Regions from separate parts of the Homo sapiens genome. Here region 2 is linked to region 1. The links are chromatin loops, found by intact Hi-C in ENCODE. Cell type or tissue: CD14-positive monocyte. All regions are shown on one strand.

Evidence for each region. Hi-C counts contacts between places; a loop is a spot of excess contacts. Peaks named below come from ENCODE experiments on the same cell type or tissue, not always from the same donor. Only the 100,000 strongest peaks of a DNase experiment are listed, where the experiment ranks them.
Region 2: it touches region 1 in a loop (2.4-fold over the local background); 32 of 110 quality-filtered maps call a loop at or near these places.

The regions. Positions count from the first base shown.
Region 1 is chr21:37,432,239-37,440,238 of GRCh38, reverse strand. All of the region lies in intron 2 of DYRK1A (dual specificity tyrosine phosphorylation regulated kinase 1A), which reads right to left. Among named protein-coding and RNA genes, the nearest start is that of DYRK1A, 69 kb to the right of the region's middle. RefSeq lists enhancers at 4,580-5,208, 3,884-6,165. In CD14-positive monocyte, no CTCF peak of the experiment used is centred here; a DNase peak (open chromatin) is centred at 4,958; H3K4me3 peaks cover 1,208 bases; H3K27ac peaks cover 5,178 bases.
Region 2 is chr21:37,370,447-37,378,446 of GRCh38, reverse strand. All of the region lies in intron 1 of DYRK1A (dual specificity tyrosine phosphorylation regulated kinase 1A), which reads right to left. Among named protein-coding and RNA genes, the nearest start is that of DYRK1A, 7.7 kb to the right of the region's middle. In CD14-positive monocyte, no CTCF peak of the experiment used is centred here; DNase peaks (open chromatin) are centred at 3,476 and 7,886; H3K4me3 peaks cover 917 bases; H3K27ac peaks cover 6,022 bases.

The sequences.
Region 1 (8,000 bases):
ACTTGAACCCAGGGGGCGGAGGTTGCAGTGAACCGAGATCACACCACTGCACTCCAGCCTGGGAAACAGAGTGAAACTCCGTCTCAAAAAAAAAAAAAAAAAAAAAAAGGAGCAAACAAAATCAAAGTCAACGGAATAACAAAAATAAGGATCCAGAGTAGAAATCAACAAAACAGAAAAACAGAAATCAATAAAACCCCAATATCTTTCATGAACATAAGATATAAAAATTCTAAACAAAATTGTAACTATTTGAATCAAACAATCAAAATAAAGACCATCATAACAAAGTGACCTTTATTTCAGCAAACACTATTATCAGTTTAACATTAAGAAATCAATCAGTACAATTCATCAAATTAACTAAAAAATAAAAACCATGTGGTAATCTCGGGAGATGCAGAAAAAACATTTGACAAATCCAACATCCATACTTGACCTAAAACAAACTTTCATTAACTAGAAATAGAAGGTATCTTTCCCAATCTGATAAAGCAGCGGTCCCCCAAACTTTTTGGCACCAGGGACTGGTTTCATGGAGGACAGTTTTTCCATGGGGGGAGATATGGTTTCAGAATGAAAAACTGTTCTACCTCAGATCATCAGGCATTAGACTCTCATAAGAAGCACGCAACCTGGATCCCTTGCATGTGCATGTCTATGCGAGTCTAATGCTTCAGGTGACGTGAAAAGAGGCAGAGCTCAGGTGGTAGTGCTCGGCACCTCCTGCTGTGCGGCCCAGTTCCTAACAGGCCTCAGACAGTACCAGGGGTTGGGGACCCTTGTGATAAAGGACACTGACAAAAAAACTCTACAGCTAACATACTGTTTGATCCTCTAACATAAAGAACAAAACAGAATGTCCTCTTTCACTACTTCTATTCAACATTGTAGTCTATGTTCCATATATATTCCACATTCCATAGAGGTTGGAGCCAATGTAGAACGGCAAGAAAAAGAAATACATACAAGGTAACCAAACTGGAAAGCAGAAAAATTGTCTCTCATCATAGGAAATGTGATTATCTAGATAGAAAATGTGATGGAACCTACCAAAAAGCTGCATTATTAAGTGATTTTAGCAAGGTCACAGAATACAAGGATATATTTATATCAATTGTATTTCTATGTGCTAGTACTGTAACTATATATCAGAAACTGAAATTTAAAAGCCATTTAAAATAGTGACAAAAATATGAAATACTTAGGCATAAACCTGACAAAATACATGAAAAAACTGCATACTGAAAATTAGAAAAATGAGAGAAAGGGCTAAATAGATATATGTGCACGGGTCCAAAAATCAATACAGTTAAAGTATCAATTCTTCTGAAATTATCTATATATTCAACACAACCCCAATCAACATCCTAGCAAACTTTATTGAAGAAATTAGCGAACTGATTTGAAAATTCATATGAAAATGCAAAAGACCTAGAGTAGTTATAAAAACTTTGAATAAGAGGAAAGTTGTAGAATTAAGACTACCTGATTGCATTAATTATTATTAAGGCCACAGAAGGTCAACACAATATGGTATTGGTATCAGGACAAATAGATTAATGGAACAGAATGGAAAATCCACAAACAGACCCACACATATATGGAAGACTGATTTTTGACAAAGGTGCAAAGGCAATTCAGTGGAGAAAGGACAGTCCTTTTGACAAATGGTTCTACAATAAATGAATATCCATTTGCAAAAAAAAGTGATCTTTGATCTATACTTTGCAGCACACTATTAACAAACATTAACTCCAAATGGACCACAGACTTAAATATAAAACCTAAAACTGTAAAATCTAGTGGGGAAAAAAACAACAACAAACATAGGCAAAAACGTTTTTGATCATGGGACAATTATGCAAAAACTTTCCAAAAGCAGCTTTCATAAAAGAACAAATGAATAAATTAGGCTTCATAAAAATTGAAAACATCAGATCTTCAAGACACTTTTAAAGAGAATAAAAAGACAAGCCATGGACTAGGAGAAAAGCTTAGCAAATCATGTATTTGATAAAGGATTTGTATCAAATGTATAAGAAACTCTAAAAGCTCAATAACCGAAAAAAGAATGACAAAAGATTTGAACAAACACTTCACCAAACACGACATACAGGGGGCAAAAAAGTACATACAAAGATGCTCAACAACATTAATCACAGAGAAACACAATGAGATATCACTACCCAAGTATTAGAATGGCTAAAATTAAAAAGGCTGACCACCAAATATGGCAAAATGTGAAGCAACTGAAACTCTCCTGAACTGCTGGTGAAAATGTAAAACGGTACAACTACTTTGTAAAACCATTTAGCAGTTTCTTTAAAAGTTAGGCATATACCCACCACATGATTGAGTCACTCCAATGTTAGGAAATAAAGAGAAATAAAAACATATGTCCATACAAAAAGTTGTACAACAATATTCATAGCATCTTTATTTGTAATAGACAAAAACTGGAAACAACCCAAATGTGCTTCAACAGGTAAGTGGATAAACCAAAGTATATACACACAATGAAATACTACTCAGCAATAAAAACAGTGAACTACTGATAGGTATCACAACACATATGACTCTCAAAAGAACTAAAACCAGGCAAAAAGAACACATATAATCCTGTTTATATAAAATTCTGGAACAAGTGAAGTAATAAATCTTCATTATCTGACTTGTGGTAAAAGTTTCACAAGTAATACTTGTCAAAATCCATCAAATTGTATACTTTCAATTATGTGAAGTTTACTGTAGGCCAATTATAACACAATAAAGCTGTTTTAAAAACTTTTAACCCATTCAAAACCTGACTCTAAGTACAATCAATCCCTTCCCTCCACTCCACAAAAAAATCTGCTTCTCCTACAACATATCTCGTTTTAGATGATGGCAACTCAAAAACCCCTTGAAATTACTCAATACCACATTTTCATATTTTAAAAATCAAAGAAATGTCTATTTTGAAACTTGCAAACATTCATGGAGGGCATGTGTTTTTAAAAAACACATTGTGAACCACTGCTGTAAAAAATTCAAAAATCCCCCACTTTTTACAAGAAAAACTTCAAAGTCTATACTATCCACCACTTAGGGCCCTCAACAACATAGTCTCCTCTACCATCTACCTTAGTAAATGCAATTTTCGAACAGGCCCCCATCTTCAACTGGTATAGCATCTTCCACACCCTGTAGCCTTCAAACATCACCTGTTAAAATACTGCCCATTCCTCAAGACCATATGAAATACCATTTTCGCCAAGAATCTTTTCCTAGTCCCAATCCAAAAATTTCTCCCTCTTCTGAATTTCCACCTCTCTTACAGCATGGATACTCCATACTCCACCATGTCATATAGTTATGTAAAGACATATCCACCTCTGTTAAATTATAAATTCTGTATCTAGGTCCCCTCTGACTGGTTGAATAAAGCATTTCTGTAAATTTATTTTAGAATACATGTTCAGTATATATGCCTGGGGACGTGTGATTAAGAATCAAATGTTATGGTTTAATGTTGGTTTTCATTCTTTACTAGTCTGTAAGATTGTCCAGTTAGCTTGTCTAATTTTACTATGCTCTTAAATAAAGGCCAGAACAATTAAAGGGATACACTTTACAGAAAATTTAATACAAACATCTAAATTCACATGAATTATTTTTGGCATCCGTGTTTCAATGCTTTAGGGCCAATGGGAGGGACAAAAGAAGGCAAAAGAGTCCTATGCTTTAACCATCAGACACAAAAAGTGGACAGCCCTGCTTCCAACAAAACCAAGTGACAAAAAGCCAGAAATGGTGCTAGCTGGAACAGTAAGACACCAGGTCTTATTTCAAGGGAATGACACAAGCCTGCCTGGAAGCTGGGGCACTGACACACCTAAGGCCCCGGAGTCCTTGATCACTGTGACCACTTACATTTGACAACTGAATACCAGAAACATTACTTTTGCTCACCTATTCCTCACCCTAAAATGCTCTTTCTTCTTATTACTCTCTAGCTGTTTGAAACCTAAGTGATATTTAAAACCTTAACACAAATTCTATGGGCTTCCTCTTTAACCCTTTCCCAGACTCTCAATCCATTTCCCATGTCCCTATCATAAAAAGGCCTAGAATTTTTTCCCCTATACCCTTCCAGATAAATCCTTACAGCACTTTTCCATATGGTCATCTTGAATTTTTAATCTAACGTCACATGTATTTATTCTTCACCTCATGTTCCTTAAACAAAGAACTGATTTTTTTTTCTGCAGAACCTACCATCTGACAGTACCAATAAAGACTTCACATACACCAACATAACGGTACAAGCAACAGTTAAAACATCTGACTTCAATTAGAAAAGTAATAGCAGGAGGTAGTGAATAACAACCTGATCTTCAAATTCAACAGAAGAAGAACAGGGAATTCAAGTTTATGCTCTTATTTGCTAGACTACACAGGCAGTACAAGATAAATTCTGCCCAAAAGCTTGCAACATTTTATTAAATACAAACGTGTATCTTTATAAAAGGTCAAAGTCATAAGAAAAATCAAGCATGCTACTTACTACAAGGGTACTGTTTCTGATCTGAAAAAAATGATCAGTTTCACAGTTTTAGGAAACCTGTGCATAGTGCTGCTACCTGAGTTATATTTTAAGAGACAAAGCTAAAGTATTTTCCTTTTGTGTTATGAAGTATTTAAGATTTCATACAACTTAATTTCTAAAATGTAATACACATATTTTGGTTACAGTTATTTAACAGAGCAATTAAAGCCTTATTTCCACTTCTGTTCTAAAATCCGCCTGCCCGCAGTGAGTGGGAACTGCTGCAGATCATTAAACGCTCATTTATCAATGTCTCTCACCAGGCAACACAATGCAGCAGAACAGCACACAGAAACCATCCCTGAACCCCAGCAACAGCGGCTAATTAGCATAGCCTACCACTAAACCGACACCATATGATTGGAACTGTTAGTCAGGATGCTAGCCAATCAAACTAGGTTATGCAAATAGCCTATTTTAGTTGCCAGGGCAAAGCTACTTCCAATTGTCCAATAGGAAAACAAGCAATAAACAAGAAATGAAATTGAGCTTTGTCACATTTTCAACTTGCTGTTAACACTTTCACGTTTAGAACAAAATTAACACCAACTATAAAAGACTAGAAACATATTCTACTTTACTCCAAAGGCGATCCCATGGAATAACATGCAGAACACAGTTAAAGTAGTGCATTTGTTGTAATTTTAACTTTTTACTATATAGACATGTGAGTTTTTCTAACAGATGCTGCCATCAACATTTCAACTTTTTTCCCCACCTACTCAAAAGCATTATGTAAATGTCTTTCTATACATTAAAATAGATTCTCAAACATTACATTTTAGAGAAATCACACAAAGCATGTTTATTCTATAATGGAAAGACTAAAGAGGTGGGCATAACAGAAAGCGTGGCTCACTGAAGTCTCAAGTATTCCCAGGTGGAGGAAAACTAACATTTGGTTTATTACGACAAACTTTAATATATAGCTTCAAAAATAATTTTAAAATAAAACCCAATTAAGTATTAACCTATAGAGCTTAAAATATGAAGACTGAGACCAAGTAAATAATACTCATATCTGGGAACCAAGTTCAGTTAAGATGTAACTGTAAATAAAAGACATTACATTCATATGCAAAATGTCTAATAATGAATAAAACATTAAAAACTTCAACTGTGTCAGTACATACTAACAGCTACAAAGATAGTTTTAAAGAACATCAGTGTTCTGACAATTCTGAGTGGTTGAGAGTTTCTTTAATCTCACATATTCAGAGAAATGCTTTGAAACATGTCAAGGAGACACAGTTCCCATTTGTGCCTTATAAAAGATACAATTTTATTTTAAAATAGATCAACTTGTCCCACCTAGCCTAGCAATTATCTCCTCCTAAATAGAGTACAGATTCATTCCACATCATGAAAAATTTCATGATTTTTAGATATTTTTCCATAGAGTGTCTATAAACGTCTCCAGAAAGACGTCTAGCATTTGTAAAGTATATTTCATTAAGACAGAGTAGATTTCAAGCATCAGATTCCAAGAGAAGAGCATGCTGGTCCTATCCCTAACACTACAATTTCTCTTCTCCTGAAGCCACTTTTCCACCATCTCTAAGCACCCATCACCCACACCTGTCCCTTAATTTCTTCCCATGTTCTCTCTACTCAGGAATTCTGGAACCCGTTAAAGTCCAATGAAACCAAGACTGGAAAAGTCAGGTTCTAAAAGTCAGAAAAAGGATCAATAACTCTAAAACTAGAAGGAAACTTAAAAATAATCTAATATTAACCCCCCCATCCTAGAAACAAAGAAACTATATTTTTAGAAACATAATGCGTAAGATCCCACAGATAAAAAGCAAAGCTCTCGCAGAATCCATGAATAATCAATATTTTAGTCACACATCAATGTCTCTTGGTTTCTTGTCCATATGAAAATTTGTTTAAATGTAAGCTTTCATGAGATTAGCTCAGGATCATTCACGATACTATCATCTACACACTACGAGTCAAGGCTTAAGACAGGTTTGAAAATCACTGTCGAAACCAAAGTATTTAATCCATTCCCTGAAAGACTCAATCTCAGCCCTTTAAACTTCACAACTTTTGGTACATTTTTGAACTACTTGGAACCTGCATTAGCCTCCTTTAATTCCGAAGGATAAAGGTAAGAGAGAAATAAAAGGGAAAGATTTTAAAGCCAATTTCATTCATACTCTTACTCATGAATCTTTAATATTTTGGTTTGTTCTCCCAGGTTCTTATTCCCTCCATATAGATAAAGCAATCCTAACTCAGCCTGGGCATTTTCCATGTCAAGGGACTGTTTCCTGGTCCACCTCTTAAACATTTTTTGTATCACAAAACTTTCCCCTTCTTGAAAGGGACAAATATTAAAAACTTGGCACTCCTACTTTCCTTTGGGGACTAGAGACATAAGGAAACATCATCTGCCTAGTGACAGATGCTCTGGGATAATCCTCAATTTAAATGTTTAGCTTAGCATCAGTTCTTTTTAAAGTTACTTAAATTATGGAGTTTAGGAAAGTACCAAAAAGTACTACTTTTAGAATCAGAAATTAAACATTAAACATGTTTTAAAATAGTTAACTTACTAAACTAAAATCTTCATTACATATATATATATATATATATATTTAGAATTCCTAGTAAAGAAAGTAAGTTTTCTAAGTATACAATTAATCATTAACTTTTTTTTTTTTTTTTAGATGGAGTTTTGCTCTTTTGCCCAGGCTGGAGTGCAATGGCGCGATCTCGGCTCACTGCAACTTCCGCCTCCTGGGTTCAAGCTATTCTCCTGCCTCAGCCTCCTGAGTAGCTGGGATTACAAGCTTGCACCACCACACCAGACTAAAACATACAATATACTGATTACATTTTCTCCCCTATAAGAAATATTTTTAGAATAACTGTTAACTTTTTTTTATCTGCAGTTAATGATGCTTGAGACACGGAAACAGCCTCTATCCTCTCAATGTGTAATAGCCATTATTATGCCCAGTAATGTATTAGCCAAGATCATCTCAAATGACAAATCATACCATACTAACAATTTTATATTTTAGGTAGAAATAGAACACAGCTTTATAGTTTTGAAAAATATCAAGTGGATAAAATTTTTCAATTTGAAGCCATCTTATTTGGAAAAATATTCAAAAGTCTGGCATGACTACCTTGGTCAAGTTTTTAATACCTCATTCTCTAAAGTGAGGCTGCCACCACAGTTTTGCTGGACATCTTTCATAAAAACGTTAAGCCAAGTAGATATTTCTATTCTCTAACCTAAGGGCAATCCTGCTTCTTTTTTGTCCCCTACTTCTCATTAAGACTGTTTATAAAGCTAGAAGATAAACTGGTATTTAAATCTGGATTACAGACATAAATTTTTAACTACTGGACTATTGGACTATTCTTTACTCTTCTGAATCAACTAACTCACATT
Region 2 (8,000 bases), 62 kb after region 1:
AATTCTCCTGCCTCAGCCTCCCCAGTAGCTGGGATTACAGGCATGTACCACCACACCCGGCTGATTTTGTATTTTTAGTAGAGACAGGGTTTCTCCATGTCGGTCAGGGTCGTCTCAAACTCCCAACCTCAGGTGATCAGCCCACCTCGGCCTCCCAAATTGCTGGGATTACAGGTGTGAGAAACCATGCCTGGCCCCCAGGAAATACTTTAACTATAACATACATCTGATGAAGAATGAATTATTTTGTTATTTAAAATAAAAATCTTATAGTACAACTTAAGGTGTTCAAACTCAGTCATAATTAAAGAAATGCAAATCCAAACAACTAGACATCATTATTCACCTATTACATTCACAAAAATCTAAGGTAACAACAGTGTTGGTGAGATTTGAGAAACTATACACTCTCAGACACTGCTGGTGAAAGCATAAACTACTGCTACTTTTCTGGAAGACAATATGGCAACATATATTCAAATATCCATATACCTGGTGAACCAGCCACTTTCCTTATAAATAGACATCCTATGGCCAATACTCACAGAACACAACTATACATGCAAGGAAGTACGCACCAGCATTGTTTAAAAGAGCAAAAATATGAACTTAAATGTCCTTTAATGCAGTCTGACTAAACAGAGGTACAACCATAGAACAGAATACTTTCCGACCATTAAGAACAATAGAGGCTGGGCAGTGTCTCACAGCTGCACTGTGAGAGGACAAGACAGGAGGATCACTGAGGCCAGGAGTTCAAGACCAGCCTAGGCAACATAGCAAGACTATGTCTCAACAAAAAATTTAAAAATTAGCTGGGTGTGGTGGTGTACACCTATAATCTCAGCTACTCAGGAGGCTAAGGTGAGAGGATCGCTTGAACCCAGGAGGTCAAGGCTGCAGTGAACTATGATCATGCCACTGCACTTCAGCCTCAGTGACAGCGAGACTCTGTCCCAAATTTTAAAAAATGGGAGCTCTGTGAGCTGACATGGAAATATTTCTAACATAGGTCAAGTAAAAAAAAATGCGGGGCACGGTGGCTCAAGCCTGTAATCCCAGCACTTTGGGAGGCCGAGGTAAGCGGATCACGAGGTCAGGAGATGGAGACCACCCTGACTAACATGGTGAAACCCCATCTCTACTAAAAATACGAAAAATTAGCCGGGCGTGGTGGCAGGGGCCTGTAGTCCCAGCTACTCGGGAGGCTGAGATAGGAGAATGGCGTAAACCCAGGAGGCGGAGCTTGCAGTGAGCCGAGATTGCGCCACTGCACTCCAGCCTTGGGGAAAGAGCGAGACTCCGTCTCAAAAACTAACTAAATAAATAAAAAGCTTAAGTTGCAAAACTGTGTGTTTAGTATGTCTGATCCCATTTGGTTTGGATTTTAAATACACAGACACTGTGTACATACACACACACACACCTGTCTATGCACTTAAAAATAATGGAATCATACATAGTTTTCTAACACAATACATACTAAAAGTATAATATATATAATTGTGTGTGTATATATACACATGCATACATTTCTGGTAGGAAAAACTGAACAGTTATTATTATGGAACATGAGAAGGGGGAAATGATCTGCTATCATTCCACAGAGCTTGTTTTTTTAAACTATATACTACTTGTGGATCTCTTTAAAAACTAGAATATCCTAGATGATCAGAACCGTACCTTATATGTTTGATAACACTGCTCAAATACGGGCCCTAACAAATAAGACAGTAAGAAAACAGGGACACTCCCTCTAGTCCAGTAGTTAATCAAGCGCAGGGTCCTAGGCAGAATTACCCACAGTGCCATTACCAACACTCTCAGTGATAGGAAGCCATCGAAGCAAGCTAACACTACCAACCTCTGGCCACCAGAGAATACTCACATGAACCTTCCCATGACCATACCACAAGGTGATATTTCTTAAACATACCCTTAAAAAAAAAATTGAGACGAAGTCTCACTCTGTCGCAGTGGCACGATCTCAGCCCACTGCAACGTCCGCTTCCAGGGTTCCAACAATTATCCTGCCTCTGCCTCCCAAGTACCTGGGACTACAGACACTCACTACTGCACCTGGCTAATTTCTGTATCTGTAGTAGAGATGGGGGTTTCACCATTTTAGCCAGGCTGGTCTCGAACTCCTGACCTCGTGATCCACTCGCCTTGGCCTCCCAAAGTGCTGCGATTACAGGCATGAGCCACTGCGCCTGGCCTAAACATACCCTTCATTTTTCTCAGTAAAGGGCACATGGACTGTGTTCTTCCCTCCTTTCCAAAACATTCTTAGTGCAGGCATCATTCTGATTTCTGGACTGACACCTGCACTAAGCAGCTGTTCTCCCCTTTGACCACTCCCAGTGGAACTCCTCCCAGCACTCAGACTCTCTCTTCTCTCTGCCAAGCCATTCTGTCATTCTGTTCTTCATCTCCTCGTCTGCTTGTGGGGCCTGCGGTTTCAGGTTTATATTGGTATAGGAAGAGGGGGGCTTGGCGGGCCAAAAGGCAACTTTTGGGTGCAAAAACAGGCATGCCTGTTCCAATTTAGGGCTATGGGTTTTCAGGCTAGATCTAATAATAATAACTGATACAAATAAAGTGTTAACCTCATAACAGGTAAAGAATATTCCTCCAGGGCTGGGTGTGGTGGCTCACACCTATAATCTCAACACTTCGGGAGGCCAAGGTCAGGAGTTGGAGACCAGTCTGACCAACATAGTGAAATCCCGTCTCTACTAAAAATAACAAAAAATTAGTCGGGTATGTGACAGGCACCTGTAATTCCAGCTACTCGGGAGGCTGAGGCAGGAGAATTGCTGGAACCCGGAAGGCGGAGGTTGCAGTGAGCCGAAATTGTGCCACTGCACTCCAGCCTGGGTGACAAAAGTGAAACTCCATCTCAAAAAAAAAAAAAAAAAAAAAAAGTAATATTCCTCTAGGAATATTCTAATTTTAAAATTTTAAACTAGAGAATTCCAGATTTTATCTTAATCTAATGAAATGAATTCCAACAGTGAAAATTACAAGCAACCTAAAAGGAAAGTAGTAATTTGAGGACAAGAACTACCTTTGTTCCTTCTAATCATGTCAAGTAAGTAGCTGCCTATACATCTATTCTAATGCTGTATATACATTGCCCACAATAGTGCTGATACTAACAAAACCTTACTTAAAACCTTCAGCTTTTCACCTTTAAATATTCACTTAACCTTTAAACATTCACTTGAGTATTTAAATATTCACATTATTTTTCTATAGGGCAAAAAGGACAACTGGGCCAACCATTCACTAGACATAAGCTCCCACATTAAAAGCCACATACTTACTTTAAGATGATAACTATTCCTATAAAATCCCACTGCACTCTGTACACCTTGTCCTTTATTCCCTCTTCTGTAGAAAGAACAAAGAACGAAGAGTCAGGAAAAACAATGCTAGTCCCAGGCCTGCTTATTCTGAGGCACTGATTAGTCACTCAGCTTCTCTGCACCCACTTCCTTCTCTAATATGTGAGAAATGAACTTTATTGGTGTTTCTCAAAATGTTCCTACTGCATCAGGATTACCTGGAGTCCTTAAGAAAACAGATTCCAGCTAGGCCCAGTGGCTCAAGCCTGTAATCCCAGCACTTTGGGAGGCCAAGGCAGGCGGATCACGAGGTCAGGAGATTGAGACCATCCTGGCTAACACAGTGAAACCCCGTCTCTACTAAAAATACAAAAAAATTAGCCAGGCGTGGTGACAGGCGCCTGTGGTCCCAGCTACTTGGGAGGCTGAGGCACAAGAATGGCGTGAACCCAGGAGGCGGAGCTTGCAGTAAACCGAGATCGCACCACTGTACTCCAGCCTGGGCGACAGAGCGAGACTCTGTCTCAAAAAAAAAGAAAGCAGATTCCAGAGCATCACTCTAAACCTACAGAAAGAGAGGCATCTGAGCTTGGAAATCTCTTAACTTTGACAAGTTCTCCAGAAGACTGTTTGGGAACCATTAGTTTTCCCAAGTCTGTACTAGAGCTAATAATATTTCATAGTTTAAGGGAATCTTAGATATTTATATTTCTCTTTTTTCAAATCCACAGGAATTCAAGAGGAACATACTAGATAGTAAATGTACGTTTAAATATCTCTGCTATCATCCTTCTTGCAGTGTTCGGTGACTCAAATCTTTATGACATCCTGACAACATGCGAGTGTTATTGTAGCATTGTTTGCTGAGGGTATGAGCAAGAAGACATTCAGTTGGTCCAGTGGACTATTAACACTAAATGCAAAAGCTCAGATTTCAAATATTGCTTACGTGATACAAGCACAGCAATCAAGAACCATGTTTCTATCAGAAAATAAAGCGTCAGTAAAATAACTGTTATTAGACCCAAAATCCCTTCACTACTAAAAGTATAGCTACATTTTTCTAATCTGACCACTTACTTATATTTTGCATAACGGTCTATTTGAATTCACATACCATAGTTTAAAAAATTAATGATTAAATACAGAAAATAAACTTATTAACTAATGCAATCCATTGTATTTTCAAAGTCTATTTCTGGAAGCTTCTCCCAAAACATTTTGAAGTGTAACAGGCAATGTTTAATCATCCCCCATTCTCCCCTTCTTCAGTAGACCCAAATTTTCAGCCAAATAGTCACCTATCAAAGACCACATATCCCAGACTCCTTTGTATCTAAACATGGCCACATGACTAAGTTATGACCAATAGGGTATGAAGAAAAATCATGTATGCAACTTCCAGGTTTGTCTTTAAAGGGATGGAATGTGCCTTCCCAAAATCCTATTCCTGGACTGTGGATGTAGTGAGAAACTGCCTTGTACTATGAAGAAAATGGTAAGCACAGGAAAGCAACAAGACAGAAGGAACCAAGCTCCCTCACATCGTGGTGCCACCATATCAGCCTTAGATAAGTTATACTGTTGTTTTATGAAGGAAAAATAAATTTCTCGTTTAAGCCACTGTATTTAGTCAGAAACAGGCCCATCTACATTCTAACTGGTACATATAAGAAAGCTTAAATTTATCGTAACTCTTAAATATTAGCTACCAACCAACTCAGCAAAGCTAAAATTCTATACTCTTAAGTCACAATAGAGCTTCCTACTGAATAACCCCATTACTGAGATTATTGCTACTGTGCCATTTTATATTTATATGGCATTTTACACTTCAGCACTTCATTATAGTGTCTCATTTCACATTCTCAAAATCCTGGGCAGGGCAGCCGGTGCTATCTATATCTGGCATACAGGATACTGAAGCGAGGAGAAGCTGTTTTGCCCAAGATGACATGGCTAAGGAGTGGTAGTCAGGAAGGATTCAACATACAGGTTCCGCATTCTATCATTCTATGAATCTAAACCCCCTATGTGCCAGGCACTGGAGTTACAGCCATGATCAAGAAAAACTTCTTCCTGTCCAAATGGACTTTAAAATTTAATGGAGAAATTAAATTTACAATTATATTAAATGAAATTTAATGAACAATTATATATAAGAACATATATGAATAATCATATTTGCAGTAAGGGTTGCAAAGAAAAACAAATGGTCCTGCTTGGCCAAAAAAAAGAATGCATGGCCAAGGAAGACTACCTGGTTTGGGGAAGGCCTCTCTGAAGAAAATATTTATGCTAGGATCACAGAATGAGCATGAATGAAGATGAGGAGAGAAAAAAGGAGGAGAAAGAAATCCATGAAGAAATGTACATGCATTATCTCAATTTTCACAAGATTCCTATGCTAATTACTATCAACCTCATTTTACAGATGAGGGAACTGATGTTTGGTGAAATCACTGTACCTAAAGTCACACAGCCAACAGAACCTGTTGAGACTCAGATCAGCCAGATTCTGGAGCCTCTGTTCATGGTTTCATGGGCAGGGGATCTTTCCACAGTATCATGCTGCCTCAACTGCTGTCTATAACTGGATAGCAAGCAGACAGACAGATGTCACAGTTCAAACCTTTTTTTTTTTTTTTGAGACAGTGCTCCACTCTGTCACCCAGGCTGGAGTGCAGTGACACAATCTCAGCTCACTGCAACCCCCCACCTCCCAGGCTCAACTGATCCTCCCACCTCAGTCTCCTGAGTAGCCTGGACTACAGGTGGCACTAACACACCTGTTTTTTTTTTGTTTTGTTTTGTTTTTTGAGACAGGGTTTCACCATGTTGCCCAGGCTGGTTTCGAACTCCTGGCCTCAAGTGATCCGCCCACCCTGGCCTCCCAAAGTGCTGAGATTACAGGTGTGAGCCACCACGCCAGGCCTCAAGCATCTTTTTACCCAAATACATGGGTGCCAAGATGCAAGCCTTAACCATACATGTCCATAACATTTTACGGACATGCAAAAGCTTTTGTGAAAAACCCAGAAGAGAAAATGCATAGCTCTGGTAGAAGAACCAACTGCCAAGATGTCGAAATGGCTCTATATTATCAAATAATATAGATAATGATAATACGGAAAAGCTTTTTGTGAAAGCTTTTTTAAAAATTAAAAAATCAAATCTTGTCATTGGAAATGTTATACACTCAAGAAAAATTAGGGGGTTATTTAATGAACAGGGATGTTATTTAAAATAGAGTTGATGCTGAAAGCCAGTTTCATTCTATGTTAAGCCAGTTCACTGGGCCCCCCCCAAAAATCAATTAAAACAAACTTTTCTAACATGGGGAGATAAAACAAGAATATTCACTGACAAGAACAAAGACACATTTTAAGCTATTACTCACTATGTATCAGATATGAGCATCTGCCCCAAACCAAAAAAAAATTATGTAACTTGTCAAAACCTAGTTTTAACAGTAATACAAACTTTTAAATATCGCTTTCTAGAAGAGAAGATACATAGCTCTGGTATAAGAACCAATTGCCAAGACACCAAAATGGTTCTACATTAGCAAAACATATATGCCCAAAAGAAACCACACCATTTCACGTGTTCAACGTAGGGTATTATCACCAATAAACAATTCTCACTCGTTTTAGTACTCTGGAAGTAGGATTTCAAAGCAAAAGCTTAACTTTTTAAATACCTAGCTGGCTTACGCAGTGCAATATTTCCAAATCATTTTGTTTCCATATAAAAAAATAATAATCAAACTAAGGCTGCTGGTAGCCAGTATTAACAAATAAGATCTTTCTTCAATTACCCAATATGAACGAACCTTCAATGATTATTTTAGTCACATGAAGTCTACATTTCACTTTCAAACACTCTATGGTAAACTTTACAACTCTAGCTTAAAATTGTAGCACTGACATAAGGCAAGATTTCAAAAAGCTTTCTTCATTTGGGAGCAACTGAGGAGAAATTTTAGGTAATTTAATATAATTTGCTGATTTTTCCAAGTAATTAAACACAAATTTTAACTCTCCAAACTTTTTAATCCAAAGTTGAGCAAGCTTTGGGTCATAAATTACCACCTCTCTAGCCATCAGAAAATTGCCCAACAGTCAAGATAACATCTGGTAAAAAGTCTTTTAAAAGGCAAAACCACCATATATACATAAGGTGCTATTACACTGGTCACACAATTCACTTTCACAGAGCAAACTGTTAGTATCAAGTTTCAGGAAACATTACTAATAGTTTCACGTAATATCTTTACTTCTAAATCGAAAATAGACGAACATATATGGAGGTAAAATCACCAAAACACTCAACAGAAAGTAAAGATTCTTGGTTCAGTTTAAATAACTGCTTATGATTACTACAAAATAAGACTAACACAACTTTGGGGATGAGGAACTAAATTCTTGATAAAGACTTTCTGGAAGTTTTTGGGTTTTGCTGGGTTTAGATAAGTTTTTTCTTGGGGAGGGGTGAAACTGCTTCCTGTGTGTGTACAGGAAACGTGAAAGCCTTCTCAAATATGAGGAAAGCTAATGCCAAAGCAAAGACAAACTGGCACACGCCTAATCACAAATACCAAGAAAGTCACAAGTGAAGCCCACTCTTCTACTAATCTTGTGTTCAGTG